Regions from separate parts of the Mus musculus genome. Here region 1 is linked to region 2. The links are chromatin loops, found by intact Hi-C in ENCODE. Cell type or tissue: left cerebral cortex. All regions are shown on one strand. Each heading gives the region's core, and the rest is flanking DNA. Links, peaks and the distances in the headings are about the cores only. Region 1 overlaps Xrn2 (5'-3' exoribonuclease 2). Region 2 holds the start of Crnkl1 (crooked neck pre-mRNA splicing factor 1).

The links. Hi-C counts contacts between places; a loop is a spot of excess contacts. Peaks named below come from ENCODE experiments on the same cell type or tissue, not always from the same donor. Only the 100,000 strongest peaks of a DNase experiment are listed, where the experiment ranks them.
Region 1: it touches region 2 in a loop (3-fold over the local background); 4 of 42 quality-filtered maps call a loop at or near these places.

What each region holds. Positions count from the first base shown.
Region 1 is chr2:147,035,684-147,051,600 of GRCm38, forward strand. It overlaps Xrn2 (5'-3' exoribonuclease 2), which reads left to right. Exons shown (of 30, transcript NM_011917.3): 15 at 981-1,112; 16 at 2,486-2,604; 17 at 5,133-5,268; 18 at 6,305-6,412; 19 at 6,491-6,580; 20 at 7,177-7,249; 21 at 11,952-12,035; 22 at 13,609-13,706; 23 at 14,300-14,379. Among named protein-coding and RNA genes, the nearest start is that of Xrn2, 31 kb to the left of the region's middle. In left cerebral cortex, for the core only: no CTCF peak of the experiment used is centred there; no DNase peak of the experiment used is centred there.
Region 2 is chr2:145,927,180-145,943,096 of GRCm38, forward strand. It overlaps Crnkl1 (crooked neck pre-mRNA splicing factor 1), which reads right to left and starts at 7,521. Exons shown (of 14, transcript NM_025820.3): 1 at 7,375-7,521; 2 at 5,634-5,786; 3 at 5,067-5,158; 4 at 4,091-4,249; 5 at 3,355-3,521; 6 at 942-1,120. The coding sequence starts at 7,425. It overlaps Cfap61 (cilia and flagella associated protein 61), which reads left to right and starts at 7,605. Exons shown (of 27, transcript NM_001369121.1): 1 at 7,605-7,661; 2 at 12,661-12,812. The coding sequence starts at 12,670. In left cerebral cortex, for the core only: no CTCF peak of the experiment used is centred there; DNase peaks (open chromatin) are centred at 7,612 and 7,818; H3K4me3 peaks cover 1,589 bases; H3K27ac peaks cover 267 bases.

The DNA of each region.
Region 1 (15,917 bases), core at 4,976-12,975, 1.1 Mb after region 2:
TTTGGTCTAACTGTCCAGCTTATCTCCTGCTGTCTTCCAAATTCACCTATGTGTGTGTTTCCTTCATTTGTACATCCACGTGCATTATGCCTTTGCTATTCTCTCCAGTCTCACACAGAGACTCCCTTGTTGGCTTTGCTCCTAGTGTTGATCAGTTCTTTCTCTTACTTTGCTGCTGTTTCTCTGTCTGTGATATTGATTCTATACTTAGTTGCATAATACTTTATAGTCACTTCCTTCTTTCTTCCCCCACCCTCCCTTAACCAGATGGAGTTTGAAACTTGTTACCTTTATTATGTTTTATAAGAACTGAGCGGTATCTGGAAACTGAAAGGGAGAAGTGTTGGGATGCTTACCATTGCATTTGGCTTCAAGAGGACTGTCAGAGTTAGAGTTACTATTACTGTGATGAAACACCGTGACCACAAACAATTCAGGGAGGAAAAGGTTTATTTCCCTCACAGTTCCATATAACATCATCATCACAAACAGTGAGGGCAGGAACTTGGAGGTGGAGCTGATGCAGAGGCCATGGAGGGGTGCTGCTTACTGGCCTGTCTTCCTGGCTTGCACAGCTTTCTTTTCTCCAGAACCCAAGACCACCAGCCCAGGGATAGCACCACCCACAATGTACAGGGCCCTCCACTATCAATCACTAATTAGAAAATGCCTTACAGGCTTGTCTACAGCTGGGTCCTCTGTAGGAGCTCTTAATTGAGATTCTCTCTTTTCAGATGATGCTAGCTTGTGTGTCACGTTGACATAAAACTACACAAGCGTATTATTATGTGTACTTTAGGGCAGAGTTATTAAGTATTACAGACTGTTGCTTAGAAGATGTAAGTAATCATGTGATGTTAATGAACATCCATGTGATTTTCAACTAGTAGTAAAGAACGCAGTAAAATAAGGACTATTCCATTGTTTTCTTTGCTTCCTGTCACTGTGTTATAATTTAATTTTCCTTCTATTTACGTTAGAGAGATCAACCAGCTTTTACTCCTAGTGGAATATTAACACCTCATGCCTTGGGTTCAAGAAATTCACCAGGTTGTCAAGTAGCCAGTAATCCAAGACAAGCAGCCTATGAAATGAGGATGCAGAGAAACTCTGTAAGTGGCTTACTACTTCTGTGTGACGTTGGGTGATGAACATTGTATCCTCCTCAGGTTTTGTTTTACAGGTTTTTCCCAACATCTTTTTACTTCATTAAATCTATCTTTTTCAAGACGAAAATCACTAAATGAAGTGGAAAAAAAAAAGTATATGGGTTAGTCAGTACATTACAAGGTAGTTTAAGCAGATAGCTAAGTGGCTGTGGGGTTCCTATAATACAAATGGCCTATAGCTGTTCTTCTCTGTCCTGAAGCACTGAGTAGTGGATGGTGCTAGAGATATGACTGGGACACCCAACTGTTTCAAGGCTGAGACTAGAGAGGACAGTGACTTAGACAGTTGATACAAAGGTCACCCAAATAGATACATAAGGCTTGGGTATACATTCTTCTGATCAAAACTGGTATGCATATTTGAAAGTGCTTTTAAGTTCTATGTGAAGTATAGCTGAACTTTTCTTGGTATGTAGTATGGACTATCTTCATGCTAAGGTTTTTGTTCTGATATCATTAAAGCCTTGTGAGCTCTCAATTTTAAAGTAGTTCAATTTACATGAAATAACTAATCTGCTGTGATTAACAGAAAGAAAACAACTATGAAAATATTTTCTGTTATGACAGTTTTGGTCATATATGGTAACTATAATTGGAAATTTTTAAAATTTTTTAAAAATTAAGTACTAAAATATTTATGATCCTATTGTGATCTTCGAATTTGGTACAAGGGAAAACTAATAACCTAAAGTATTATCCAAGTTTTACAATATTAATAAAAATTTCCACTTTTCTATTTTATATGCTGTATTAAAAAATACATGTAAAATGATTTAGCAGTTTTCAGATGGAATCTCATTAAATTGCTTCTTTCCTGGGTAGTTGAGTATGGCTGACCACTTCATATTTGATTGTATTCTCATGAGCTTTGTGTGTGTGCGATTGTCATTTATTATAGGTAACATATACCATATTGATCATTTTTTTTCCTTCAGAGGTTTTGGGTTTTTTTTTTTGTTTTGTTTTGTTTTTGTTTTCTTTTTAGAACTTTACTGTTTGATAGTAGAGAATGGTTATAAATTCATGGTACCAGAAAACTACTAAAGGAAAATAAGATTTAAGTTGAATAACTTTTTTATGTCTGTTAAGCTATGTTTCTTTTGCTACAAGTTTTATCCTAATTCTTTGGTTGTTAATTTTCTTGGGAAGAGGACTGATGTGGGACAAGACCAGTCTGTTCTTTCTAGATGTGTTTGCTCTGTTCAATAGCTTTAAAAGCTGTTACCGTGAAACTTGGTAAGTGGTAGGTGTTTGATTATGCCTTCTTACATAAAATGAATAATGAAATCTTTCTGTAATATCATAATTGTCTACAGAGTCCTTCAATATCTCCTAATACAAGTTTTGCATCTGATGGCTCCCCATCTCCACTAGGAGGAATTAAGAGAAAAGCAGAAGACAGTGACAGTGAGCCAGAGCCAGAGGATAACGTCAGGTAAAGCCTTTTTTTGGGGTAGCACTTGGTTAGCGGATTGCTGAAAGAGATGTGGTCTAATTAATGCTGTTTAGCTTACAGTGGCAATGCCTTCAGATTCTTGCCTATGATCTTTTTATCCAGCAGTAATTAATGTGGAGAGTTAGAATAGTCACTAATTCCAGGGAGATGTGTAAGCTATTGCTGTTAAACCCAAGTATCTAGATTAGTATGCAGGCAAGCTCTCTGTCCTCCAAGCCACTTCCCTCAGAGACCAAGCACCAGATTAATGAGGCACGAATGTTTAGCTCTGATGATATGATCTGAATGTTACTGTTTAGAGATTAACCTAGAAAGTTCAGATACATTTGGACAGTAATATAGTTTGCCTTGCCTTGAAATGGTTCCTCCTTAAAAATGAAATGTGCAGAAATCATTTTAAGAGATAAATATGTATTTTTTAAAAAGAACTACGCAATTGCACATGTGCAATTTTGTTGCATGGCAGAGGAGTTTCCTTTAACTGCATATTTAAATTTTGTAGTGGGAAACGTTGATTCTGTAATTTGTTTAGAAACTGGACTTAGAATTATTACTTTAAAAGATTATTAGCCTCTCTTACACCTAGGTCCAGATTACCCTGAGCTTTCTGTACAAAAGAACACAATTTTAAAAATTGTAGCTCACTACGAATTTAGGGAAATAGTGTGTTTCAAAGTTCATCAAGGCATACTTCTTGTACAGGAGATAAAATGTGGGGTTTTAATTTATGATTAAAAACTTCATGTATAGGTCATATGTGGCTTTTCTAATATCCTTTAATATCCGATTAGTGAGTAACCATGAGATAAACATTTATTTAATCTTTCTATAGTTTTACCATCTCTGTCACTTCGGTTTTCATCCTAAAAAATTTAAATTTTCTTCATTTTTTTTTTCCTTAATGTGTTTTAGCCTGGATGTATGTATGTGTATCACATGTGTGCCTGGTACCTGGAGAGGCCAGAAAGGGTTGTCAGGTCCCCTGAAATTGGAGTTACAGGTGATTGTTGGGTGCTGGGATATGAATCTGGGTCTTCTGGAAGAGCAGCCAGTACCCTTAAACTCTGAGCTGCCTCTCAGTGGCCCTTCCCTCTTTTTAAAGGCAAGATCTTACTGTCTAACTTTGGTTTGCATGGAACTTGCTTTGTAGGCCAGGTTGGTCTTGAACTGCCAGAGATCTGCCTGCTTCTTCTGCTTCTGAATTCTGGGATTAAAGGCATGTGATTAACTAGATTGTATTTTGTTTATCGTGTAGCCATCATGACAAACACTGGTTTAATAGGTAACTTGATTTATTCAGTAATTTATGGCTTAATACTGGTGCTTGGGATAATTAAGGTAGAACTGTTTTTCTATTAAGAAATGACTGTTTCATGTATATTTTTATGTAAAACAGTAGAGTTAGAGTATAGGCCATATCTTTTAGTTCTGTGACTCCTTTTGGTGTTGGTAGGTGGTTTGAGGAGGATAGTGTCTTCTCTACTGTTACTTTGTTAAAGTTTAAGACTTGGGCAAAAGTCCTTAATGGAGAATGACTCAATGCTCTTGGCCAGTTTTGATTTCCAAAAAGTGTTCTTTAGTTTTTTCTTGTTCTTTGGATAAAGTGTCTAAATCTTTTAGAAAATAAAAATATAAAACAAAATCCATTGGGTAACAATCTATGGGCTGGAGAGAGAGATGAGAGGTTGAGAGCATAAGCTGCTCCGGAAGAGGACCTGGGTTTGAATCCCAGTAGTTCCACTGCAGCTAGCAGCCAGTCTGTAACCCCAGTTCCAGGAGATTCAGTGCCTGTGGGCATGAGACATGCATGTGGTTCTTAGTCATACACTTAGGTACATAAACATAAAAGGTGATTGTGTATTTTCATTGTTAACGATAAGTGACTGCTTATAGGTTATACCAGGATATAAGTGAGGAGATAAGAAGAGAGACAATGCAGAAATGAATGTCTCCTAGTAAAACTTCAGAACTCTTATTTGAAAGAGGAATAAGACAAACAAGGATAGAGAGAAAAATTATGTACACAATCTTTGCCCACTCCATAGATTATTTTATGCCTTATTAACATTTAAAATAACTACCACTTTAAAAATGACTTAACTCATACCTTTAATATATTAATAAGGACTTTGAAATACAAAATATATTCAATACTTTAATCTTAGAACATAGTTTTAGAGTTATTGCACAATTAAAGCAAATATGGAAAGCAGTATTAAAATTGGCACAGACAAGTATCATGTATTTGCTCAATGAATGATTATCCTCTTTTTTTAAAATGTATTTTCTTAATGTACTTATTAGAGTCAGTATTTGGGTTTCTGATGTTTAAGTTGATAATGCTGAAAATGGAGTGGTTAGAAAGCTAATGAATCTGTTAGCTTTTTTGTTCAGCTTCTTCAATATCCCTTAGATATTAAACATGAATTGATTCAGTTTGGGAATCAGTAGACAATCTTTAGTCAGAGATGTATTAATTAAATATAATGTTACTTTACCTGGTTTAGGTTATGGGAAGCTGGTTGGAAGCAACGATACTACAAGAACAAATTTGATGTAGATGCAGCTGATGAGAAATTCCGACGTAAGGTTGTTCAGTCCTACGTTGAAGGACTGTGCTGGGTTCTTCGCTATTATTACCAGGTATCAAAAGAAGTTTTCCTCCTAAGTTTTTGGCTAATCATTTTAGAAAACAAGTAATTTCTATAATTGTACCTAATATTGAATATCCTTAGATAAAGCCTACACTTGTAGTTTTAAACTTACTACTAAAAATTATTACCATGAATAATATTTGTAAAGACTTGGAAGTTCCTTAAGAATTAGTCTATCAATAAAACTTGGTTCTGTTGTGTTAAAGGATTTTAAGGATTACAATGTTTGAGTTGGTCATTAATATTATTAAAGTTTAAGTGGGTTTTGGTTTGTGTGTTTGTTTTTTTAAAGAGTTTAAAGCCAATTGGGCATTTGAAAGTCACTAAGAAACTAAAGAAAAGATGCAGTATGTTGCGTACCAATAAAAATTTGAAAGGAATTTGATTGTAACAATTCTCTTATGTTACTGTGATTTTACATGAGATGAATTGGGTCAGTGTGTCCAGTGCACTGAGTAGTGGTGGAAAGATCTTCCTTCTTGTTTTACAGCACACTAAAAAGGCTTCTCTTTTTCCATGAGCACAACTTGCTTTTGTTTTGATTTTAGTGTATTTATAGTCAAGAGAAAGTTGCCACATGGAAGTATAATAGTACATTTTGGTTGTTTGATTCTCAGCTACTGTTGATGTTCGCAACTACTACTGCCACCTGTTCAGTAAATACCAGGTGAAAACCGTGTTTGGTTTTATTCGATGACAGAAGCTCTGAGATTGGAAAGAAATGTCATCAAATATATTTTAAGGATAAATATCTTAGTGAATTTGTATTTGTAAATACAAAGTTTGATATTAATTACTGATTATTCAAGAAAGTTTACAATATTTTTTAAATAAAGGAACCACTGATATGAAGCAGACAGTTATAAACAGTATTTTGAACTCAGAAAAATTAATGAGTGGAGTATATGCCAGAAATCATGTTTTACAAATAAGATATTATAGACTGATAGTCATAGCTAATTTTTTTTTTTAACCATGTTCATCATTAAGAGTATTTTGCTTTTAATTGTCATTAATGATTTTAGGGCTGTGCTTCCTGGAAGTGGTATTATCCATTCCATTATGCACCATTTGCCTCAGACTTTGAAGGTATTGCAGACATGTCCTCTGAATTTGAAAAGGGCACAAAACCGGTAAGCTTCAAGTCAATGAGAAGTAGGAATTTGAATTTCATAATAATTGGGAGTCTTTAACCTTTCCCTCTCTTGCAGTTTAAGCCACTGGAACAACTAATGGGGGTTTTCCCAGCTGCAAGTGGTAACTTTCTACCTCCAACATGGCGGAAGCTCATGAGTGACCCTGTAAGTCTTAGTGTTTTCAAATGTGTTAGGAACATTAGGCAAAGTTGACTTTGCATGTCATAGTTTTAAAAAGCTGAAATATGCAAAGAATGTGTTTTTTGCTTTTCACTGCATAATGTGGTATTCTGTACTTTCTTTGTCTCTGAGTTTCCTACCCAGTAAATAAAACTGATTTGTTTTCAATCTACATGTTATTATTTTGAGACAGGGAATTACTATGTAGTCCTGGAACTCCCCCTGTTCAAGGCTGGCCTTGAACTCAAAGAGATCAACCTCTGACTCCCCAGTACTAGAATTAAAGTTGTGAGTTAATCACACCCTGCATAATGATTTTTATTTCTTTCAACCCTATGAGAACTTTAAACATTCTATCTGACTTACCTAAAATTAACTCTAAGCTTGTTCTTTTGTGCTGGTTACGTAGTGAGACCCAGCCAGGAGGTAGGAAATGTTGAGTAACTAAACCTTTCACTGCCTGCATGTAGTCCATAACTATCAGTTCTAAAACTCTTTTCTTTGTTTAAAGTTATTTCATGTTTTTTGAGACAAGGTATGTGGCTTTTGTTTTTGATTCTTTTACTTTCTTCCTGAAACAGGATTCCAGTATAATTGACTTCTATCCTGAAGATTTTGCTATTGATTTGAATGGGAAGAAATATGCATGGCAAGGTAAAATTTAGATATCATTCCTTTTTGTTTGTTTGTTTGTTTGTTTGGATTGGGGGTTTCTCTGTGTACCCCTGGCTGTCCTAGAACTAGTTCTTTGGACCAGGCTGGCTTCAAACTCAGAGATCTGCCTACCTCTATCTTCTGAGTTCTGGGACTAAAGGTGTGCACCACCATCACCTTGTTTGTTTACAGTTTTTAATGAAGTTGATCAATCATGACTTACAGGATAAAAAAAACTCTGGAAACCATACTTTCATAATTACATGTGAAAAGTAGATATAAATATTCAATCATAATCATCAGTGATCAATAGTAATTCTAATAGTAAAATATGGTAAGTGGTAACTTACTGAAATAGGTTAAAATAGTGTTCTTTGTGAGTTTTTCTTCAATCAGTAACCCCTTGCCACCTTTCAAAACTGCTAAGAAAGAAACACAGTCATGCATGTTTGGGGTTATGGAAACTTGTAAAATATATAGTAGAAACTTAACAGTTGACATTTTATGTTTTGCCCGTTCTTTACATTCCTTATGTGAATAGATTATGTGGGAAAGCAATTTAAAAATTCACACTAACTTTAAGATGTTAATCACTACTCAACAAAAGTTGGTCATTGAGTATAACACACAGTAAAAAACACTTGCTCATCAAATTCTCCTCTGACACTTTCTTGTGCTGTATCCTTTTTTTTGGATACTAAGCTCAGAATTGTGAGGCAGAGGGGGCGTATCATCAATTTACAGATTGAAGGGCTAAGAAGTAGCTCAGTGGGAGATTATTTACCTGGCATGCACAAGTGCCTTTGATCCCCCCCCAAACCTCATAAAACTCATCACTCCCTCTACCCCTGGTCCCTGCAAAATCAAAACCAACAAAAAATGTACTGTAATTGGGGGTTAGCTTTTGGTTTAAATAGTAGTGATAATTTCTTATTACTTTAATATAATGATACTAAAAAATGCATCCAATATATTGGGGCTATTTAAAATGTGCTTTGGTCACATGTAAATGGATTAGCGTCTCCAAAGGCTTTTGAAGGAACTTTGTAGAGGATGATTTAATTAGAGAAGCAGTGAGGAAATGGAGGGCTAATTAAAATAAGTTAATTAATAAGTAAATCTATTTGTGTTTATTAAGTACATAATTCATTGCTTGCTTAGGTTTACAAATAAACAAGTAAATTTTTAAATATATAAACATACAGATTGCCAATTTATGTAATCATAGTTATTATAGTATTTATATCAATAACAATAAATCTTCTCAATATAGTAATTTTAGGAAGAAGATAAAATAATGCCCAGTGGTTTGAATTTCTTCATATCCTTGCTAATATTTTTCTCCTGGATTTTTTGTTGTAGTTGTTTTGGTTTTTTGAGCTACCCTAACCACTATGAAATGGTAACTCACAGTAGCTTTAATTTACATTTCCCCACTGGTAATGATAGTGGGCATGTTTTCATGTGCCTTTGGGGTACTTACATCTTTAAAGAAATCCTAGTCAAATCCTTTAGGTTGTGTCGGGTTTTAGTTGTTGCATTAAAATTTATAGCCTTTAAGCATTTGTTGATGATTTTTGTGTATTTCCTTCAGTTCTGTGGTTTTCTTTTCCCTTGTTCTGGTGTCCATTAATGTCAGAAACGATTACACTTTGGTGCTCTGCTTTATCTGTTTTGCTTGTCTTTGTGTAACCAGGGAATCATTTGCCAAGTCTAGTATTGTGAACCTTTGCATATTTTCTAGAACTTTTTATAATTTTAGCTTTTATATTTTAGTTTTCAGTCCTATTTTGACTTAATATTTGTATATGGTATAAGATAAGGACCCAGTCTCATTCATTCATATGTGGATAACTACTTTTCTATGAACCAGCTGTTAAAAAGGCTTTTTTCTATTGAAAAAAGCTACTAATCTAGTCTTTATGTCTGGTTTTATCCCAGTACCATACTGTTTTAATGATATCTTAGAGTTATATAAGCCTTAACACTAGAGCTGGGCAGATGTCAACCATTTATGCCATTTTGTCTACTTCCCGTCAAAATCCCTGAGATATTATTTAACATGTTTCACCTGGGCTGCCCCTACTCCAACAGGCGGGCCTTTCATAGTCATGTGCTCACAATCTACCATACTCATGGTGCCTTCTTCCTCTCCTTCCTAGTGTCCCTGCCTGAGAGCCCACGCCCTGCCCCTTCTCTTCTGCCTAGCTCAGGCTGTAGACATCTTTATTGACCAGACAGGGATGACTTGAGGGCACGTTTGTACAACAAAATCTGGTATTTGTGAGGATCTCCTCATTGTGGAGGCTCTCCTTGTTGGTGAAGGGGGCAACCAGATCTTGGGGTACAGAATTTAGCATTTGAATACAAGCAGCAACAGACCAATCCCCTACTAGGACTTTTCTAGGATATTTTGGGTCTGTATTAATTAGTTAGCACTGTGACAAAATCCTTGACACAAGCAGCCTTAGAAAGGAAGGGTGTGTTGTGGCTCATGCCTCCAGGGACTGAGCCTAGCCCAGGGGAGGGTGTGGGAAACCAGGGGAAACCAGCTATCTGGTTACTGTCATTGAAGTCAGAAAGCAGAAGATGAATGCCAGCTCCTCTTCTTGTTATTGGGGACTCTTGCCAGTAAGAGAGATCTTCCCACATTCAAGGGGACTCTTCCTCCTCAGTGGGAACACTCACGTATACGTATATCCCAGCGTATATCCTCAGTGGGAACACTTACGTATACGTATATCCCAGCGTATATCCTCAGTGGAAACACTTACGTATACGTATATCCCAGCGTATATCCTCAGTGGAAACACTCACGTATACGTATATCCCAGCGTATATCCTCAGTGGGAACACTTACGTATACGTATATCCCAGGAGGCCCCAAAGCCAGTCAAGCCGATGGTAAAGATTAACCATCACAGGGTCTCTTAGAAAGTTTGTTCTAGGATGGCTTCAACGTCAGTTTCTTACTTTTTATTTTATATTTTATGCATCAAATTACATTAATATTTTCACTTATACTCCACCCATAGTCCAAAAATGTCAAATTTAGTACTATTAAGAAATATAGTTTAAAACACAACTTTAAAACTTAGTGGAAGCAATGTTAATATATTAGTTGGTAAAGCGTTTACCTGGGTTGATTATACCTTAAAATGATAGGAAGAGAAATGTAGTTGTTTAAAAAAAACAAAAAACATTTTTGACTGTGTATACTTTGACAATATATATTTAATAGCAATACTGGGATTTTATACAATTTGTTACATGTTATAGTTTTGATTACTTTATGTTTTATATATGAACAGACAGCTTAGGTAATTTTGTCAAAGTTTAAGGATGACAAAACCAAGATCTAAACCTAGGGAGTCAGACTCTAGATGAGCTCTCTTGAAGTGGCTGTTACCACAGTACCCAGTGCCTGGGCTGCTTTGGGATGAAGAGAGGATCAGATGGGGCAGTGCATGGAGCTCAGTGGTCAAGGAGGAGTGCTCTGTTCTTCCTCTGCTTACTTCCAGCACATTGCTGGTAACCATTTCTTCCTGCTCCAGGCCACGAACGTGATTTGCTCTTTGGTGATTTTATTACTGTCAGAGGCACTGCAAGCTGTTTCCTGATTAGATTCAGCTTCTGGAATTAATATTGTAGGAAGTTTTGTTATAGGAAAGCCCTACAGAGCTTTCTTTAAATCCTAAGTCAAATGGGTAGAAAATAAAAGATAAATAATGATTTGGGTATTTGTTGGTATATTTCTCTCAAGTGTATGACTCAACAAAATTTGAACAACTTCTTTCCCTGTGTTTGCTAATAATTGAATTAGCCTTGTCTAGATTACAGGTGATCATTTCTTTTAGGCGCTGCAAAATTTATACCAGAACTTAGATTCTTTTATTGCAGTAAAATCAAATGCTTCTTTACTGAGAAAATAATAGTAACTAAGTTAGTAATGTTTGCTTTGGAAACCTTTTCATTTCTTAAAATTTCAAATACAGTAGTTTGTAGTAGTGGTTTTTTTTTTTTTTTTTTTTTTTTTTTAGAATTGTTTAGTTCTATTTCACATTTGTTGTTACTTATTTTTAAGTTTTATTTACCCCAAATACTATTTTTTTCTGAATTCCAGAATAACAAAGATGTGGTCCAGTAACATTTTTTTAGTACTATGATAGACACTATATTAATGTCTCTGAAAATGGTAACTGTAGGCTCAAGTGAAATAATGCCTTTAATTCAGCACACTCGGGTGCCATTTCCAGCCCCGACAGGAACAGTCTGTTCTGTTCCCAACTAGTAGTAAGTTATTTAGGCCAAGCTCTAAAGAATGTTTGCATGCAAATTAATCAGATTAATTATAAACAGAGTATTGTAGAAGCTTGGAAATTAAAGGGACCTTTCCTGTAGTCTGGAAATAGAACTGGGTATGTGAGGTAAATTACATCATTTTACAAAGAATCGGGAAGGCCAAAGGACAAGCTCAAGCTCAAGGAAGATGAGCTAATAGTTGGCCTGAGGGCATTAGTAAGGTGATAGCACTGCAAGTGTGTAAAGTATGGGGGCATTTTTGCCATTACCACCACATATGAAAATATTTACATTTGAGTTTTGGATACATGACAGAGTTCAGTTCTATTTGCTAGATGTTCATTTGAAACAGTGAACTGAAATCAGGTGATTGTAATGGTCAAATGGTTGTTTTCTCCAGGTGTTGCTCTATTGCCATTTGTGGATGAGCGAAGGCTGCGAGCGGCTCTAGAAGAGGTGTACCCAGACCTCACTCCAGAAGAGAGTAAGAGTCACAGCGCCCACTTGATCAATGTGGAGTCTGTCCAGCACAAACTTCATTTCTGTATAAAAGTAGACTTTTTTTTTCATTTGGAAAGTTTCTCATATAGGAGGCATAAATTATTGATTTACCTTTTATAATAGGCAGTAACTTTCCTTCTTAACCTATTACCTGTAAATTGAGTACTAAATAATTATCATTTTAAATTCAAAAGTATTTACTAAATTTGTTAAAGATTAACAGTTCATCTGGGCTTTGGTGGCATAATCCTGTTATTCCAGCACTGAGGGGAGCTAATGCAAGAGGATTGTTGAAAGTTAAAGTTCAGCTTGGGGTACAGGATGAGACCCTCAAAAAAAGTTACAGTTCAAGAATATCTCTTGAAGTATTCTAGGAACAAGCAGGTAACATATCTAATGATATACATTTTAAGCCAAAACTAGTGGAAACATGAAAGTGCTCACTTTTTACTGATTAAAGAACAATCATCAAGAGGATGCTCGTATTCTAAACCCTCAACATAAGTGCATCCAGTTTGATCCAATGAGTACTGCTAGAGATAAGGCCACAGATTAGCCCCAGCAATCCTGACCAAAAAAAAAAAAACTGAATTAAATCACATTCTAGATCAAATGTACTGAGCAGATAATTCAGAGGACATTCATCCCATTCAGACTATAGAATACACTTATTTCTTAGCAGACCATGGAACTATCTTTAAAATAGATGATATATTAGGATACAAACCAAGTCTTAACAGATAAAGGGAGATAGAAATAATTACTTGTATTTTGTTTGATCTTGCAGTCATAAGACTATAAATCAACAATAAGAGAAACCATAGAGCATCCATAAACTTGGCGATTAAACAAGACATTGCAGAACAATGACTGGTCCTTGAAGAAACTAAAAAGGAAATAAACATTCCTAAGTTAATTAAAAAAAGAATCCCCTTTGACTTTTTGATTCTTAATGACATCCACACACATACTACTGCCTCTTAGGAAGGCATTCCTCATTCTCTCCGTCTGCTTTCTTCCAATTATCATTCAAAGGATTAACTCTTCTTGAAAGAGTTGAGTAAGACAAGCATTAACTCCTAGAGGGCTAACTTGAAATGTTAATCTGCATAAAAAGTAGTATCTTATAATTATGGCAGAGTATTTAGATCGCACAAATTGTCATGCTGAACTCAGTTTTGAAAATTTTATAAAGTATAAATATAACAAATTTAAGAAACTATTGATTCATTTTTAGTTTTCCTTAGAGAATGTTTATGTCTTAAGCAAGAAGTCAGCTACTTTATAACTAAGAAAGTCTTGTCCTTTATCATGCAATGCGTCCATGTATGTCTCAGCAATGGCCTCTTTCTTGGGTTTACTCATTGTCGAAACTCATTTCAGAATAGTATTTCTTCCATAGAGCCGCACAGCATGCATTTAAGTTTGTTACTTAGAAAGTGCTTTTCTTCAGTGTTGTGCTGCATTAGTCTTAGGGTATAGATGCTTGCTTTTGTTACAGCTTTATAAGTTTTATTAGATGTGCTTGCTTGACTGCTCTTATGTTTTTTATTTAGACAGGAGAAATAGTCTTGGAGGTGATGTTTTGTTTGTGGGAAAACTTCATCCACTACGCGACTTCATTTTAGAGCTGTATCAGACGGGTTCCACAGAGGTATGGTAGTAGTTTGTTCACTAACTAAGAATACATGAGTTACAGGTTGTGTGTGTTATAATTTACCCTTAACTTTTTCAAGTACAAAATGTTGTAACACTGAGTATATTTAGGATATTGTACAGCTAGCAGCACTGTCCATGTATAGAACTTTTTCTTTTACTCACACAGAAATTGTACCACTAGACAGTTACTAAACAGCACCTCCCCATCCTGTGATCCCACAGTCAAGTACTTATCTTTCTCCATGAGTTTTTTTTATTTCTGATACCTCATGTAACAGGACTCCAATGGTATGAATCCTCAGTAGACTGCCTCATTTCACTTAGTATGTTAAAGTTTATCTACGTTGTAGGCAAGACTGAAGTGTCATTTCTAATAATGACTGATTAATTTTCAATAAGAAGCAAAGGCCACGCTTTGTTTATCAGTTCACTTGCTGATATATCTTCACCTTAGTTTGGCTCTTCTGAATTATAATCCTCCTAACTTAGGTGAACTTAAGAGAAGGCACACAAATCTCTACTGCGTCCTTGTGGTCCATTCTTTCAGTTATAGTATAGAAATGTGTGTTTTGTTTTTTTTTCCCACAGCCAGTTGATGTGCCACCTGAATTGTGTCACGGGATTCAAGGGACGTTTTCTTTGGATGAAGAAGCCATTCTTCCAGACCAGTAAGGACCCACTTGAATTTGAGTGAGACAACTAGAACAAAACTTAGTTAGCTTTTCCTTTTTGTTTGCTACCTTATTTTCTAGTAATACTTATTACTGTGAAAGTTATACTTACAACAAATTCTGCTGAGCTTAAAATAAGGACATGGTTTCCAAAGCCAGCTTTAGCATCTAGCAGCTTTGCTGCCTTTTATGGCTTTCTGGGTTCCTGAAACTAAGGTGCCTGCACAGTCAGAGCTGGCATCACTGCTACTCCTATTCCAGTGTCACTTGCTTTCTCCATTCTTCTCTTGAATACACAGTGTTTTCAGAGACAAGATCTGGATAAGAAACAGAAAAGACAACTGAAATAAATAAGCCAGATTTTTAGATTTTAAAAATGTAACAATGATACTTTTATTTCTTTTAGTTTGGCTTTGTAAAATAAAGTTGTTTAAAAGCCGAATATTATTTATGCTATTTTAGTATTTCGAAATTTTTTTGATGGTTATAGTTTACATAAAAATACTTCAAAATCCTTCATAGTTTTTCCCTCCCATTGAGTGAGTGTGTGTACAAGTGTGTACATACATTCATTCCTGTGGGAACTAGACAGCTATATTGGATGGCTTCCTCATTTACTTTTTACTGTTTTATTTCATTTTCTTTTTTGAGATATATTGTCTCTCTGACCCTGGAGCTGTCATATTGGCTACACTGGCTGGCCAGCAAGTACCTGAGATCCTTCTGTTTATACCTTTTCAGCCCTAGTATTATTAGGACGGATGGCTCTGTTCAGTTCTTACATGGTGCTGGGGATTAGAGCTTAGGTCCTCATAGCAGTTTATGTATAGCAGTTTACTGACTGAATCATTTCCCCAGCTCCACTGCATAATTGTCAAGAATGTAAAAGACTTCTGAGACACGAGTGTTTAGACAGTTACTCAGGGCACATATTCAAGAGAGGACTTACTAATCATAGTGTGTGTTGGGTATTTTAAAGTGGCTACAATATAATGTCATATCTATGATATAGTATAATCTAGTAAATGGTAGTTTGTGAGAGATACTGATACTGAGACATCATCATAACTTTCTGTTAATCTGTTTGTTGGCTTCTTATGGTTTACAGTTGTGTTTCTCCGGTTACTATATTACTAGTTACATTGACCTTCTTTACTAAACTCTCTCACTTTTTTTAAATCCTTTTTATTCATGTGAATTCTTATCTATGTGTGACTAACTGTGTGTGAGTGCACATAGTGTGCAGGCCTGAAGAAGGTATCAGAATATCCTAACCTGGGATGAACCTTAACATGGGTGCTGACAACTAAAGTTGGGTCCTTCAGAAGATCAGTGTTTCCTCTTAACTGCTGAACCCTTTCTCCAGCTCCCATTCAACGTTTATTATTATTGGCTAATCTCTTCCTGCCCCATTTGGATTAATCAGTGAAGGGGAAGTGTCTTTGGCTGTTCTGTTTTACAGATTCTAATATAAACCCTTGCCCATAATTGCTTTCACTTATAATAAACTGGATCATCTTATAAAGGTATTGTTT
Region 2 (15,917 bases), core at 4,443-12,442:
CACGGCATGCCTGCTCACGCCCAAAGCCCCATGAGTCTGCTTTGGTTCCTCTCGTGCTCTCCTCTCCTTCCATGACTCTTTGAACAAGTGTCAATCTATTTTTATCTCTTCACTATTGCCCTTTTCTCCTCTACCCTGCTGCTGACCCACCTTCTTTTCTAAATCTCATTGGATTCCCTGGTTTTACCACCTGCCTCCTTGGTAGGTAGTGCTGATGATCAAACCCAGAACTTGACTTGTGTTCCCAAGTGCTCTCCTACTGAGCTACATCCTCAGCCTTCCCCTGGCTTCACTCTTGCTATGCCCCTACCCTTCTCCAAAGTACTTTCATGAACTAGCCAGAAGCTCACTAAAATATTGTCCAGTCACAGTCCCACTTAAAACCTTCTAATCTGTGCCTCCTAGAGACAAGCTGACCCCTCCAATTCTGACGCCTTCTTTTCTGTGTACACCATGGAAGAAAAGAACTGGCTTATTTGTGGGACAATCTGTTTCCATTCTACATTATCTCCTTTGCTTGGTTGCATTGGTTCTTTGCCTCCCAAGCTCACTTATCTATAAGACCCTTGAATCAGGATACCAAATGACTCTTCATCAGGTTATACATGTACTTCTGTGTTTCCGAGAAAGGTCTATGTACTGTGCTGCCTTCAGAGTCATGCTTCTACTGCCTCAGCCTGAGTCAGTCCTCAATTTTGTGAGAGTTGGGGTTGGAGACATGTGCCAAGACACCTAACTCCAGGTATTCATCTTTAAAGACGTAATTTTCACACAGAGCAGAATGAAATTAAGACAGTTACTGTAATGATCACTCAGCTCCAATGTAGAGCTCAGCAATACATGCATTCAGTTCCGTATTAAATTATGGTTTTTCTCTAGAAAACATTTTCTCTATGGATAAGCAAATAAAATGAAACAGAGATGAACTCATTGTGACTTACTTCTTTCTGGTTTTCCTCAAATTTAGCAAAGGCCACATAGAGGTGTTCGTCCATATGCTCATCCCCAAAAAACTCCACCGCTCTCTCGTAGACTTTCCGCGCATGAGCAAAGTAAGCATGCTTCTCTTCAAATCTTGCGTACTTGATCCAGTTTTTCACAGCAGGGTGCACGAGCACAAGTACGGGCAGGGAGTGAAGGAAAGAGCAGGCAGGACAACGCGGCTAAGCCAGTAACAGGCTGAGGCTGGCCCAGTGGCAGTGCGCATGCACAGCACATGCCAAAGGTTCAACACCCACACAACAGACCCCCACTCTTACTAACCTCCCAAACTCCAACAATTCCAAATACAAGTGGGGATGAGCACACACAAAGGAGGCTAGCAACTAACCTATAGCCTGAGAGGTCACCTTACTCTTTTGACCTCCCTTCAACGCTGACTCGGTATTGTAGCAGTGGGACAGTCTGAAGCCAAAGAAAACCTCAACCCAGTTACAAACCATGTGATCTTCAACAAAAATGTCTGTCTCAGTTTTTTTCATGTGTGGAAAGGGAAAAATACTATCAACTTCACCCATCATTGCTTAATGAAATGAGGAAATGTTTATAAAGCTTAGCACTTTCTGGCCAAAAGAACATGGCCAATAAAAAGCACCTATTCCATTAAATGCTCATTACAACAGTCTACTCACAACGAAAGAACAAACTGCCACAAAAAGAGAGCTGCTATCTAAAGCTAAAGACAAATCTTCAATTGCCATTTATTACCAGAGCACATCAGCCTTCCCTGAAGAAGCCAAATCATTTCCACAGGGAAAATACACTCAAGGGGAGCAAGGATGTTAAGACCATCAGCTCTGAGGTTCATTTCCTGGGTCAAATACCCCTAGTGCCACCACCTGAGACCCTCATCAAGTTGCTTAATCAGTTTCCGCACTTGCTGAATGGGGTAGTTCCTGCACTTCAGGGTTTTCCCAAGCACTGACAGTAGTAAGAGCTCAGGGTCCCATCAGCTACAAACCCAGTGTTCCTCAAGCCTCTGCTAAGCCACTATGGAATGAGTAGAGACAACTGAAGATCTTAATGTTGCACAGCAAGGTTCTCACTGCTTACAGCAGCTCTGGAAAGCCAGTAAGAACTCTCAGCCACTGAATGCCAAGCCACTGATCCTAGGAGGAATATGCGTGCACACATCTCCCACAGACCAGTGTTAAATTCTAAAGCCAGCACATCCTATTTTCTTGTGTGTGTGTGTGTGTGTGTGTGTGTGTGTGTGTGTGTGTGTGTGTGTGTGTACGCACAAGCACATATGGGTGCAAGAGGCCAGAGGCTGACATCAGGTATCTTATTCAGTTGCTCCCCACCTCATTATTTGATATGGGGCCTCTCACTGAGCCTGGAGCTTACTTATTCAACTAGACTGACTAGCCTAAAGGCCTTGGAATCCTCCTGTCTCCACCTCCCCAGTGTTGGAATTACAGATATATGCTGGGTGCAGCTTTGTAAATGCGTGCTACAGATCCAAACACGGGCCTGTTGTGCACCAAGTACTTCGGCAACTAAGTCATCTACTCATGTGTTTGTGGCTCAGAGCACCAAGCAACTAGCTTTAGGCTGTCCCTCTCTCTGCAGGTGTCAGAACCTTGATCCACTGGTTTCAGAGAGGGAGAGCACTCCTTGTGGACACAGTGGGTTGCTCCTGACTTCACACTCAGGCATCACTATATACTGCTGAAGTAGACTTCAGCCATTGCTCTATACATGTCTGCAAATGACTGCTAAAGCATAGCAATTATTGAGAACTCGAAATAAATTTCAGTAAGTGTGGCAATTTGCAAATAAGGCGCCTCTGGGTGATGAGCTTCACAGATCCGTTTCTAACAGTGTTTTCACAAACACCATCTTCCACTTGTTAACATTGGTCTGTTTTCTATAGTGCTGAAGCCTAAACTCAGGGTCTCAAAATATGTTAGGCACATGCTCTATACATGAGTATATACCTAGACTTCACCATGTTTAGTTTTTAATTTTTCTTGTATAGAAAAGACACAAAGGCTCAAGGAACTAGATGACTCTGGAGTCATTTATTAGCTGGAGTCGCAGCTAGTAAGCAGTCAACTCTGATGAGCTCCATTAGCAGTGCCAATGAGCAATGCAGACCTCTGGTTCTAGCAGCTAGGACTTTGTGCAAACCCAAAAACGAACCCACAATATCTCTGAAAAGACTCAAATGACCCAGTCTACACATTTTTATTTGACCAGTTTCTAACCCTACAGAAAATTGTCAAAGGGACGAAACTTGCCTTCCTAGTTTCCAATGTCACATTAGTAGCTACATGTCTTTACTGTGACATCTTTTTGGGAGGTAGATACCCATGACAGCCATGTACCACTAATACCTTATTCAAAGGATATAGCGTTCATAGATGGTGCGGGCCCGCTCCACCTCTTTGTATCTCAGCTCGAAGTTGATGTAGGAATGCCAGGCCTGCTCCTCAGGCTGCCATTCCATCCAGCGCTCAAACACCTGGCGGGCACCAGCAACGTTGCCCAACATCTCCTCCATGTATGTGTACTTATACCTGACAAAATCATCCAAAGACGCCTGCTGTGGTCAAAATGACTCAGGAGGAAAAGTAACGCTTTGACACTTCTAACATTTTGTTAAATGAAAGATTTTAAGGTTTTTTTTTTCTGTTTTGTTTTCTTTGTTTTTCCAAGACAGGGTTTCTCTATGTAGCTTTGGCTATCCTGGAACCAGGTGGGCCTCTGCCACCTAAGTCTTGAGACTAAAGGTGTGTGCCACCACTGCCTGGTTGATTTTAAGTTTTATCTTTCCAAGATGTTTAAGCAAATGTTTTCTTATTAAAATATAAACCTGAAAAAGAATTATCCATAGGGGAGGAAGGCTTCATTAAGAAGTTTCTTATGAATAAAAAATTGTACTAAACATTTAAGTTTGATTACATAGCCATGGGACATTAGAATTATGATTCATAGATTATGTGACATTAAAAATCAGTATATATATTTTAAAAAAATAGAATATAATAATCAACACATACAACTATTATAATTGCAATAAACCTAATACCCAATCAAGTGGTATTTGCTAGTTCACAAAGACTGCTTTGTGCAATGAGCAGCTTACCAGAACTGGTTGACGCGTGGCAGAGTTGTGATGGCACGGTCCCAGATGTTTCGGGCATGGTTGACCTGGCGGTTCTTCATCTCCATTTCTGCATATTTCAGCCAGAGGGTAATATTTCGGTAGTCGACATCTAAAGCACGCTCGTATATGGATCGAGCCCTTAACAAATAAGATATGGAGAGCATCAAAGGCAGCAACCGTGAGATATGCAGCAGCCACCTCACAGTAGCTGCAATGTCCTCCTGTGTTGTTAGGCATCTATCTATCATGGGCCACCTTCTGGTCATAAAAAGAGGAAAAGCAATGATGTTCTCAAGTTATCGTACAGTCTTTAGAGACAGCATGCAATTATTTCATAAGGTCATGAGCAGTATAGTCAAGGTCTAGACAGGAAACACAGTGAGAAACAGCAATGTTTGGTGAAACAGGCTAAGTTGCAGGAACTCCAGAACCAAGAATGGGAGAGATAGTTGTAGTTTGTTCAGAAGTCAAGGTTGGTAGAAAAGGGCACCTTCAAGGGGTCAAAGCAGAGAGCAAACAAATGGCACAATAAAGAGCAATGGCTCGGGACTGGCAAGGACATGGTCACAGCGGAACTCGGGCAGGAGGGAGAGTGCAGAAAGGCTGGCTGGCCAACAGGAAGTGACGGCCACCCACAATTTTTATCTTGACAACAGATTTCAGGAGAACATTTCTATTTTTGAAACAATTATTTTGAAACAATATTAAATTAACACAGGAAACAGATAAAACACTGTTCTTTAGTGACAGGAGTACGAGAGCAGCAAGACTCATATGTAGACCCTCCCGAGACACTCCACAACCGTCCTTCCCAGTACCCACTGCCTCAGAGGGCTCCATGGAAGAGAAGCTGGAAATTACTAGCACAGTACAGGTCCATGCTTTACCTTCCTAGATTTCATGTGCTCATTTACTCACTCTTTGTAGACAGACACTATAGTCATGGCAATTTTACCTTTGAATTTCCTTTAGACTTTCCTCCCATTGTGCGTATTTTATCCAGTTGCTAATCACAGTCCTATTTTTTCTTATGTTATCTTCAAAAGTCTGAAAGGCAAAGGGGGGCGGGGAGCAGTACAGTAAAGAGAAAACGACTTTGCTTTTCCTTATGATATACACTTCTCGTTTTACTCTTCCTAAAAGAAATTATATCCTAGATGCCAAGGAACAGCAGCTTTCCTCCAGAAGGGTATCAGTGACAGGTGTTTCTCTAAAGTTTATGGAGACAAGAAAAATGTAGGGGTAGCTATTGCAAGATTTTGCTGTTCTCTGTAATAATTAACGAGTACTTTAATATATTCTACTCTCATTCCTTTTAAGAACAAGAATGTTAAAACACCTTTCAAGATTACCTTCAAGTGCTCAGTAATTTATAGAACTTCCCATATAACTTCCATAATATTCGTGGATTAAATAATTCCCAATATTCGCCTGAGGTCCCATCACATAGGCTCTCTGGGAGCTCGTTCCCACTGTGGGCAGCAACTGGGACAGGTTGCACAGTGCATTCTGACGGACTCACCTTCCTTTTCCGGAGTTTGTAATCGTTTAATTCTTCCTCATCTGTGATCTTCTGCTGAGGTGGAGGTGGGAGGAGCTCGAGTTCTCTCTCTTTAGCTTCTCGGAGGAGCTGCTCGGCCGTTATCTGCACTTCGGCCGGCGCCTTGTTCTTCACCTTTTAAGACAAAGAGACATTCCTATTTTGGGTAGTGCTCTCCACACGAGATTTTAAAACCCTTGTATATTTTCCAGGACATAAACTTCCTAAGAATGGCAGGGTGGTGGCACACACCTTTAATCCCAGCACTTGGGAGGCAGAACCAGGTGGATTTCTGAGTTCAAGGCCAGGCTGGTCTACAGAGTGAGTTCCAGGACAGCCAGGGCTACACAGAGAAACCCTGTCTCGAAAGAAAAAGCCCTCCTAAGAATGTGCCCAAGATGCCATCTTTGAATAACATCTTCAATTCTCCATGAGGGGCAGGGGGAAAAAAAAATCACACTCCTTCCTCTTTATAACCTGCTTAGAGAACTCCTCTACATATTTTAATCCTTCTAGTGGACAAGCTGGTTTTCCATGACATTTTAGGCCAACTGAAACTTGTTTTTACTAAGTCTCCATCATTAGCCTGTAAGCTTTTAGAGCACCTGAAGCTATAGTTCCAACACAGGAGCTTAAAAGTCAAATGTGTTCAAGTGCAGATGGACCCTAAGTTCTAATTGGCCTTTTTACTGCTGTGATCGAACATCACCAACAAAAGCAACCTGCAGAGGAAAGAGCTGACTGATTGGCTTACACAACTGGACCACAGTCTTCATGAATGGAAGACACGGCAGGAAGCTGGAGGCATACCAGCTGTGCTCAGTCTGCTCTCACAGACTACACCAGAGCCCCTGCCCAGGTGTGGCACTGCCCAAGTAGGCGGGGGGGGGGGGGGCGTCCACATCAATTGGTAATCAAGAAAATGCCTCACACACTTGCCAGCAAGCAAGCTTAGGGACGAATTTTCTTAGTCCAGATGCCTCCTCCTAGATAACTTTATCTTGTGTCAAGCTGTCAAAAACTTAGTCAGCATGCATTCCCTGGCTTTTATGACTCAGGATAGGGGTTTGGGAGCGGGGGTAGGGGGGAAGCTACCACATCAGACTTTTACAATAATTACATGTGGAAATAAGAACTTGTCTCAAGACAAAATGGCCAAATCAGACTTCCAGAGAATGACTGTATGTGATGGCTAAGTGCAAGATTTGACACTTATTAAGTATTGATGAAGTATCAACCACAGTTGGAAATATAACAATTTACTATCTAACCTAAATTTTATGCCATTGCCCAGAGCCTATCCTCTGCCATTCTCTTCACTGCCTAACTTTGATGCAGCCTAAGTGTTAACTTCCTTCACAAAGTTTACCCTCAAGTTTACAGGCACCCTTCTGGCTCTTGCCCATGGCATATCTACACTACTTGGATACATCTATCTGGGTTGCCATTTCGCTCTCTCTCCAGTTTTAGTGGAGCACTCTTGCCCGGAGTAAAAGTAGGGGATCCCCAGAGACTAGCAAAGCAAACAGTTTACCGAACCGAACCGATGCTTTGCAACCCTGGAAGGAAGGCTGGGCAGACGCGAGACGAGCTCGGAGTGACAAGACCCTGCGCCACCTCACCGACCACCTGTCTTCTTGGACCGCGGCACAGAGATCGCTGTCTCGAATCTCTGGTGCCCGACACCGCAGATGCTGTTCGGGGGCTCCTCCCGGTCGCCTACCTTGGCCACTTTAGGAATGCGCTGTTTCCCGGCCGCCGTGGAGGCTGCCATGACTGCAGCCGTGGAACTCGAGCGATCCTGGCCGACAACCGGACTTGAGAAAAGCACTTCGAACCGGCCGGCACAACAGAGTCAGCCACAACAAACTAGATACCGGAACCGGAACCGGAACTTGCGAAGACGACCTTTGACCGCCTCACCAGTCAGGGGAAACGCCGCGTCGTTTCCTTAGCAACTGTGTGCGCGTCCTCTGTGGAGACTTGCGGCTTGCTGGAGCTGCGGGTGAGGTGGGTAGGGCGGGCTGCGCCGCAGGGATATAGGGCTCTGGCGGCGAGGGCTCATCCAGGTCTATCTCCGGGATGCGTGCAGCTGTAGGCCGTGGCACCTTTGAGGGGCGTAGAAATCCATTTCAGGTGTAGAAACTCCGGGGAGAAGGGAAAAGCACCGAGGAAACCCTGCAAGCAGCCTGGGCAGCGGTGCATTCTGGGATTTGTAGTCTTTCGAGTTCCCGCCCCCTCGCCTTAGGCTTCCCCGCGATTGGACCAAGTTAATAATCTTGAAATGTGGATTTTTTTAAAAAAAAAATCAGAAGAGGTATTTTTGAAACAAGATGTTAGAGAAAGGTGGAAATTAGTCAGTAGCAAAGCACCTACAGAAACTGATCAAATTTTTAGTCTGTAAATTTTTTTTTTTTTTTTTTTTTTTTTATTTTCCGAGACAGGGTTTCTCTGTATAGCCCTGGCTGTCCTGGAACTCACTCTGTAGACCAGGCTGGCCTCGAACTCAGAAATCCGCCTGCCTCTGCCTCCCAAGTGCTGGGATTAAAGGCGTGCGCCACCACGCCCGGCATGTAAATTTGTATTATCTCAATTCTCTTATCCTTAATATCCTTAGCTATAAAAGGATAAAAGTATCTATTTCCTTAAGATTAAAGAAAAAAATCTGTCTCTGTAAAATACTCGCTAGATGTTAGTACGTATAATATCTGAAGTACATTAAAAACAGTGATTTAGCATATAGTTAAGATAATTTTTTAAAATAAAAATTTTGGAATTGACAGCAAAATTGGGAAGGTGAGCTTTTCCTACTCTTTCCCCACCCTCAAAGGACTTTCTACGATCCATCCCCACCCCGTGTCAGTTACAAGAAACTGTTAGAGTTTACTTTTGTAACAGTCTTGAGATTTAGGACAACGGCAAGATTTTTTGTTTTGTTTTGGAGACAGGGTTTCTCGGTGTAGTCCTGATTCCCTGGTTGTCCGGGAACTCACTCTGTAGACCAGGCTGGCCTGGAACTGTCAACATCCTCAGGGTACCTCCTGTTCATCCTCCCCCTCGAGCCTTTGTCCATCAATACTCCTTTTTATCAAGCATTTTGTTTGTTTGTTTTTTAATTCCTTCTTTGAAAGTTTTGCGTCTTAATCATAGCCATTCCTCCAGCTTTCCCCAGATCTACCCCACTCCCTATTCACCCAACTGTGTGTCTTTTTGTTTTTTAACCTTTGAAGACTAATTCGTATTGCCCAGATATTCTTGGATATGTGGTCTACTGGAGCTTGGTCAACTTACCAGAATGTTATACTCTTAGAGAAAACTCATGCTTTCCAGCAGCTAAAAAATGACCAATTTCTCCACTGCCAGGTGTGGTATTGTGTGCCCATCTCTCCATAAGGGGATTTGGTCTGGCTTGAGTTTGCACAGGTTTTGTGCTGCGCTGCTGTGTCCAGATGTTTTCTGTAGTCGTCCACTGCCTCTTGAGCGCACACACTGCCTCCTCTCTGATAGTGAGAGCCTTGGGGGCTGAGAGAGTGCGGACACTGGACTGAGGTAGCAGGGATCGATTGATCTATTTTTTTTTAATGTCTCTGTAGTTCTTTGTAGATGGTTGGAGTCATATACCTCTTCAGATTACTGTCTCTCATTTAGTAACGTGCATTTACGCTCGTCATTTATTAGTGACTTAATTAAATCCTTATGAGTTTTTTGTTACAGGTGGTGATGACGATGATTTGTTTGTTTGTTTGTTTGTTTGTTTGTTTTGGTGTTGTTTGTTTTCTGGTACAAGGTCTTACTGTGTAGCCCTGGCTGGCCTGGAACTCCCAGAGATCTACCAGCTTTTTGCCTCCCAAGTACCGGGATTAAAGGCTGGTACCACCACATCTGGCAATAGATAATTGTTTTAAGGAATTTCCATACTTGCCCAACTCCTAGTATTTGGGGAAAAAAATAAGTATGCCATGATATCACTCCTACTCTCTCTAAACTTTCTTTTGCAATTTTTCCAAACTACAAATGAGTATAGCCAAAATCAAAGCATTTGCCACAGCTCTAAACCATGTCATCCAAATATTCAAAATCATCTCGTTTCCCAAACATTAAATACACTGAAATTACTTTTGCTGTGCTCCTAAAGTGAAACCACCCGACAGGCCAATAGCTGCTAAGATAAGAGAGTGGGGGAGAGGAAGCTAGTATCCCAGGTTTTGGAGATGTTGCCTAGATACCAAGGTCTTCTTGTCTTTGCAACATGAAGTGCTTCTATTCTGAGTCCATGGTTCCACTAGGCAACAGCTGGGCAGCGCTAAGGACGACGGCACAGGTTCTCTAGATAACCACCACGGTCACCATAACACCAAGGCTACACAACACAGACCACGTCACACATAGGGATCTGCTTCTCTCCCACTGTGCTCTGTGAAAATCAAAAGTCCTTGTACCCAGCTCACACGGCTTGCTAAACGCCTGGGCAATGGAAACATCTGGACAGCTTCACTGGTCAGTTATTGTTGTAAAATGGGAACTGGTTAAAGAAAATGAATATTTTGGCATCTCTGATACCTCTCCATTTCTGTAAGCTTGGGCAACATTGAGCCATCCCCAGGAGCTATGTTTGCCTTGAAGGTGCCGATAAAACTTCTCTGTAAGCCTGTGCAGTTGATGGTGGGAAGGCCACTGGAGGACTCCAGCCTGTCACCCTGCTATCTTCCCAGGGTCTAGTCAACTCCATCTCACACTTTTCACTGAAGATTTGCAGTTAAGGGAAACCAGGACCGGTTTGATCTGAATCCCTGGGGAACAGTGACGAGAGGGAAGAGAGCTCACGGTGGGGAATGGCAGAGGCAGTGCTGGCTTGAGATGCCAATGGTTTTTATTTCTGACTGCATGTGTATGACCTCAGCCAAGCCACTGTTTTCCCCGGAGGCTTGGTTTCTTCGACAGGGCATGAGCACAGTCCGTTTCATCTTCAGAGTCCTGCAGCATTCAACTTCTTTGGAATATCTAAGCTTAAAAAAAGTAACAGGATATGTCTTATGATAAAAGTCATACATACTATGTAATTCCGTTTATATAATGATTAAAAATTGGCAGAGATCAACTGCATGCTAGAAGTCAGAACTGTGGTCATCAGTGCAGGAGACTAAGAGTTGCCCACAGGATAGCTTTCTATATTGTTCTCTGTGACCGTGCCAAGCTGACTTCCCTGATTTCAGTTGACCTATTAGTATGTAGTAATTCTTCCCTTGGAAGGGGAGGGAGGGAGGGAGGAGCAGAAGGAGAAAGAGATATGGAAAGAAGAGGCAGACAAGCTTTGAGATGTTAAGTGAAAAATTGAAACCATTTTGTGGGCTACTGTTGCTGTTGGCAGCATTTTCCCAACTTTCTGGAACCCGGACACGCTGCTGTTGCAGCCATTAGAGGGTTCTGCTGAGAAAGACTGTGGAAAAGATGTGTGTATTAAGGAGAAAGTAAGTCTCTGTGATGGACTTCTTCTAAGCCTTTGATGGATTTGCTAGCTTTCCACTTTTTGGACAAAAATAATGAGCTTGTAAGAAAAAGTGGTTGAGCCGGGTGTGGTGGTGCACGCCTTTAATCCCAGCATTCGGGAGGCAGAGGCAGGCGGATTTCTGAGTTCAAGGCCAGCCTGGTCTACAGAGTAAGTTCCAGGACAGCCAGGGCTATACAGATAAACCCTGTATGGAAAGAAAAAGAAGAAGAAGGAGGAGGAGGAGGAGGAGGAGAAGGAGGAGGAGGAGGAGGAGGGAAGAAGAAGAAGGAGGAGGAGGAGGAGGAGGAAGAAGGAGGAAGAAGGAGGAAGAAGGAGGAAGAAGGAGGAAGAAGGAGGAAGAAGAAGAAGAAGAAGAAGAAGAAGAAGAAGAAGAAGAAGAAGAAGAAGAAAAAGAAAAAGAAAAAGAAAAAGAAAAAGTGGTTGATTTGAACTCATGATTCCAGAGGGCTCTGTCCAAAAAGAAAGAAGAAGAAGAAGAAGAAGAAGAAGAAGAAGAAGAAGAGGAAGAGGGAGAGGGAGAGGGAGAGGGAGAGGGAGAGGGAGAGGGAGAAGGAGAAGAAGAAGAAGAAGAAGAAGAAGAAGAAGAAGAAGAAGAAGAAGAAGAAGAAGAAGAAGAAGAAGAAGAAGAAGAAGAAGAAAAGAAAGAAGAAGAAGAAGAAAAAGTGGTTGATTTGAACTCATGATTCCAGAGGGCTCTGTCCATCCCTGCTCACCTTGCCCTGTTGCTGTGGGCCTCTGACAGCAACATGATGGGAACTTAGGACAGTGGAAGTCTGTTCACCTCATGGTGGCCACAAAGCAACAAGAAAGACAGCAAGGGACTGGGGTTCTTCCCCTACAAGAGCATGCCTTCAGTGATCTATCTTTTTCTTAAATGTTCCACCATCTCCCGGTAGTGACTCAAGTTGTTGACTGAACCCTTAATACATGAGCTTTTGGGGAGACATTTCCAAGATATGTCCAAACTCGTGGTTTGGAATAGGTTTGGCACCTAGGGTTTCGAAACATGGTAACCCCTCAGGAAAACTCTTTAAGGAAGCTTATGCTTTCTTGTTTAAACTTTAGATTTTTGTCTCATAAAACCTTTCAAGATTGCTATCTTTTAGGGTTCCAGGTTCCATAAGAGCAAACTTATTCAGAATGTGGGGATGGACGTCAATATTTTCCTTATAACACAACTGTATTGCTGCCACAGTGGGTTAAGTTATTCAACAATCCCTTTCACTATCTAAAGCAGTTTTAAAACAGTTGTGGACAGTTTTAGGCAGGCCAGTTCTCAGTTCTTTTTCTAGGAGAACAGCATTTTAGCAGGTTTGCAATGACAGTTGTTATAGCCAACCACCTGAGGAAATGTGGCCCCTGAGTGCCCCTTGAGCACCCCTGCACAGGTGTACTCCGGCCACATGAAATTAAGCAACTGTCCAGTGTTGTATGTACTGTGATTGAGCTAGCCTGTCATCTGAGATGAGTAACAGACTTCCCTCTCTCTCTCGAGGACAGGAGAGGAAAATGTCCATCCTCACGTCCCCCAGAGGGAAGGTCGAGGTGGTACACTGCCGAAGAACAGAGTCCCAGGACATCTTCTGTATCAAAAACCTCGTTAGAAAGTTTACTCAGAAGCTGTTTGGGAGGCTCAACATAATCTATTTGCTGTAAGTACATAGCCAAGTGAGTTCAAGAAGGCTTGTCAGTTTTACTGCAGGGCTGGGGAAGTGTTGCTTAGAGACAGAGCTTTTGCCCAGCACACATAAGGCCCTGGGCTCAATTCCCAGCAAGAAAACCACTACCACCATTTAAAAAGCTTATCACGCACCAAAAAGGGAGCCCACTGCCTTGATCTCATGGCAGTTCACTGCACAGTGACAAATGCCTAGCAAGAAATCTAGGGGACAACCAACCTCTCTGTCCTCTAGTGGTGTGTAAATTGAAGACATCTCATGGGCTTTAGAGTTAAGCGAACTTGAATTGAAACCTCAACTGACCCACTCATGGGTACAATCAGCTGGGGTACATTATTAATGTGACCAAGCTTTGAGAACTTACATCAGGCTCTGTGCCTACCAGGATTATGTTATTGGGTTACTCCGACCATTCTCTGAGGTACCAGCTGTTGTTTCCATCTTATGGATGGGAATGGGAGGCTTGCAGGAGGTCAGGCTTACAGAAGTGGCCGAGCCCAGGTTTGCTCTTCTAAACTTGAAAATGTGAACAAATGTTTTTCTTCAAAGATCTTGTTCTGCCTGTTGTATGTGTGTGTGAATGTGTGTATACACATATGTATATATATGTATCTCACTTATATCAATACATCTATGCATGTCTCTCTCTATACACATACACACACACACACACACACACACACACACACACACACACACACACACACACACACACATATATAGATATGGAGAGAAGGGTCAGTGAGCAAAGTGCTTGCCACACAAATCAACCAAAAATCCAAACCAACATCAACATCACCAAAACCCAACAAGAACCACAACAAAAAAACCCCAAACAAACCCAACCTCCCCAGGATCTCCAAAACAAAACTGGTACTGGGGAAGAGACAAAAGGACCCCAGGAGCTTGCAAAGATGGCAAAGGCCATGTCTCAAAAAGTAAGATGGAGTACGGCTGAGGAAGATACTTAACATCAGTCTCTGGTACATGCAGGAATGAGAACTCTTGGCTTCATTGACAGAGTAAAGGAAGAAAAGAAATAAAATTATCTCAATACCTGATTTAATATAACATAATAAAGTATAATATACTATTTATATGTATTTAACATAAGTATATAATATAATAATATCTAATAAATTTAAAGTTATTCTTACTTATAACTCAACATAAGAACTCCCTTAACATGCTGAAGCTATAAAACCATTTCATGCCATGATAATATATGATGTACGTATGATGGCGTACACCTGCAATCCCAGGACTCAGGAGACTAAGGCAGGAGAATTGTGAGTTCAAGGCCACCCTGGGTTACATAGGAAGACCCTTTCTTAAAACAGCAAAACTAAAGTAAAACAAAACGGTACATGTTGACAGCTGAGAAAACAAAATAGATTATTTATTGGCAAATGATTTATTCTTTGTTTTTGTCCCATTATTTATTCTTTGATAATTATGGACATGTATATAATATGTCTTGTTAGCCAACTCCTCCTTCCCACTCTTCCTAGAACATCCCTTCCCACCCTCATGTCCATCCGTCCCTGCCCCTCCCACAGCCCTTTCCATTTTTAACCTACTGAATCTGGTTCTTCCTGCCTGCTGGGATGTTAACATCCTGTTCCCTTGACTTTGTATAGTTAAACCTCCCTCCAGTAAGCTCATGAGTACAATGGCCTCGTTCTGGCCAAAGCCAGTATTTCAGAGAACCTCTGCCCGTCCTCCTCACATTAACACATACTTTGATTTTCTGTGGATGGGTGAGATCAGAGATGGTTGTGAGCCGCCGTGTGGGTGCTGGGAATTGAACTTTGCTCCTCTGTAGGAGCAGTGAGTGGTCTTAACTGCTAAGCCATCTTTCCATCCCTCATATTTTTTCCACTCTCTCTTCCATGGTGTTTCTTGAGCCTGGGGTGGTTTATTCGCTATGTAGAACATCAGAAGGAATATGTAAATAATAATTAGACTTAACATTGACGTTTAAGGTTGCCAGCTGCCAAGTCATCAAATTAAAGTAAACTGCCATTTTCATAAACAGAACTAGCTGTGGATAGTTTGGAAATGTCAGACATCTACACTTATGCCAAAGAATATAAAGTATCTAGTCTAAAACTGACATGATCACCCCTATGTTCTTGGGGGATATTGTCAATTTCTGAAAGCTATTAAGGAAAAATTATATAAATCAAGGGGGTTACTGCCTTTTAGATATGAAGATTTAAAGTCACAAATGGGCAAAGCCAACCACCAAGGATTGTTTGTTGAACTTGATAACAAAACTCTAAATTCATGTTGGAAAGCAAAAGACTCGAACAAATCTGGAAGAAGGAAACTCAATAGACATGTTCAATAAAGATTTCTAGGTATAACTCTGGGGATAGTATAGCGATGGCCAAGGTATTGTCAGACCTTGATTGGCCAATTTGAATCCTATAAAGAGACCCATGTATGCTGAGTGTAGTGGTGCAGATTTTTAATCCCAGTACTTGGGAGGCAAAGGCAGGAGAATCTCTGTGAGTTCGAGGTCAACTTGGACTACATTGTGAGTTCCAGGACAGCTAAGACTATGTAGAGAGACTATCCTAAGTGGGGAGGGGGAGAGAGAGAGGTACCCAGTGTGTATGAGAGCTTGATGATGAAGACAAGGCAGAAAGGGCTTCTGAGAAAGGCTGTGACCATTTTCTAAAACCAGTACAGATAAGACAATAGATGTACATAGCAACTTCCCACCTTACAAAGTCTGGAATTAGTTTTGGATGAATTTGTGACTCCAGCATGGTTAGTATCTAACACTGAGGGTAGACCTGCAACTAAGTATCTTGTTTTTCTTGGAGAACTGGCCTCCTTGGGCCATAAGCAGATACTTTAGACTTAGTGTAGCCTTTGCCTGCCTTCATCTCCTTCCACCTCAGCCACGCCAACAACTCCATCCTCCCATCCTAACTTAGGTCCATCTTCACTCTGTTCCCTTCCAACATCGCAAACTCGCTCCATCTGGCTGGAGCAGGTTGGGCAGAGAATGTACGGCCTCTTCCTTGGTCCTCCAAGGCAGGATCATTAATTGGGTATTCAGACAAG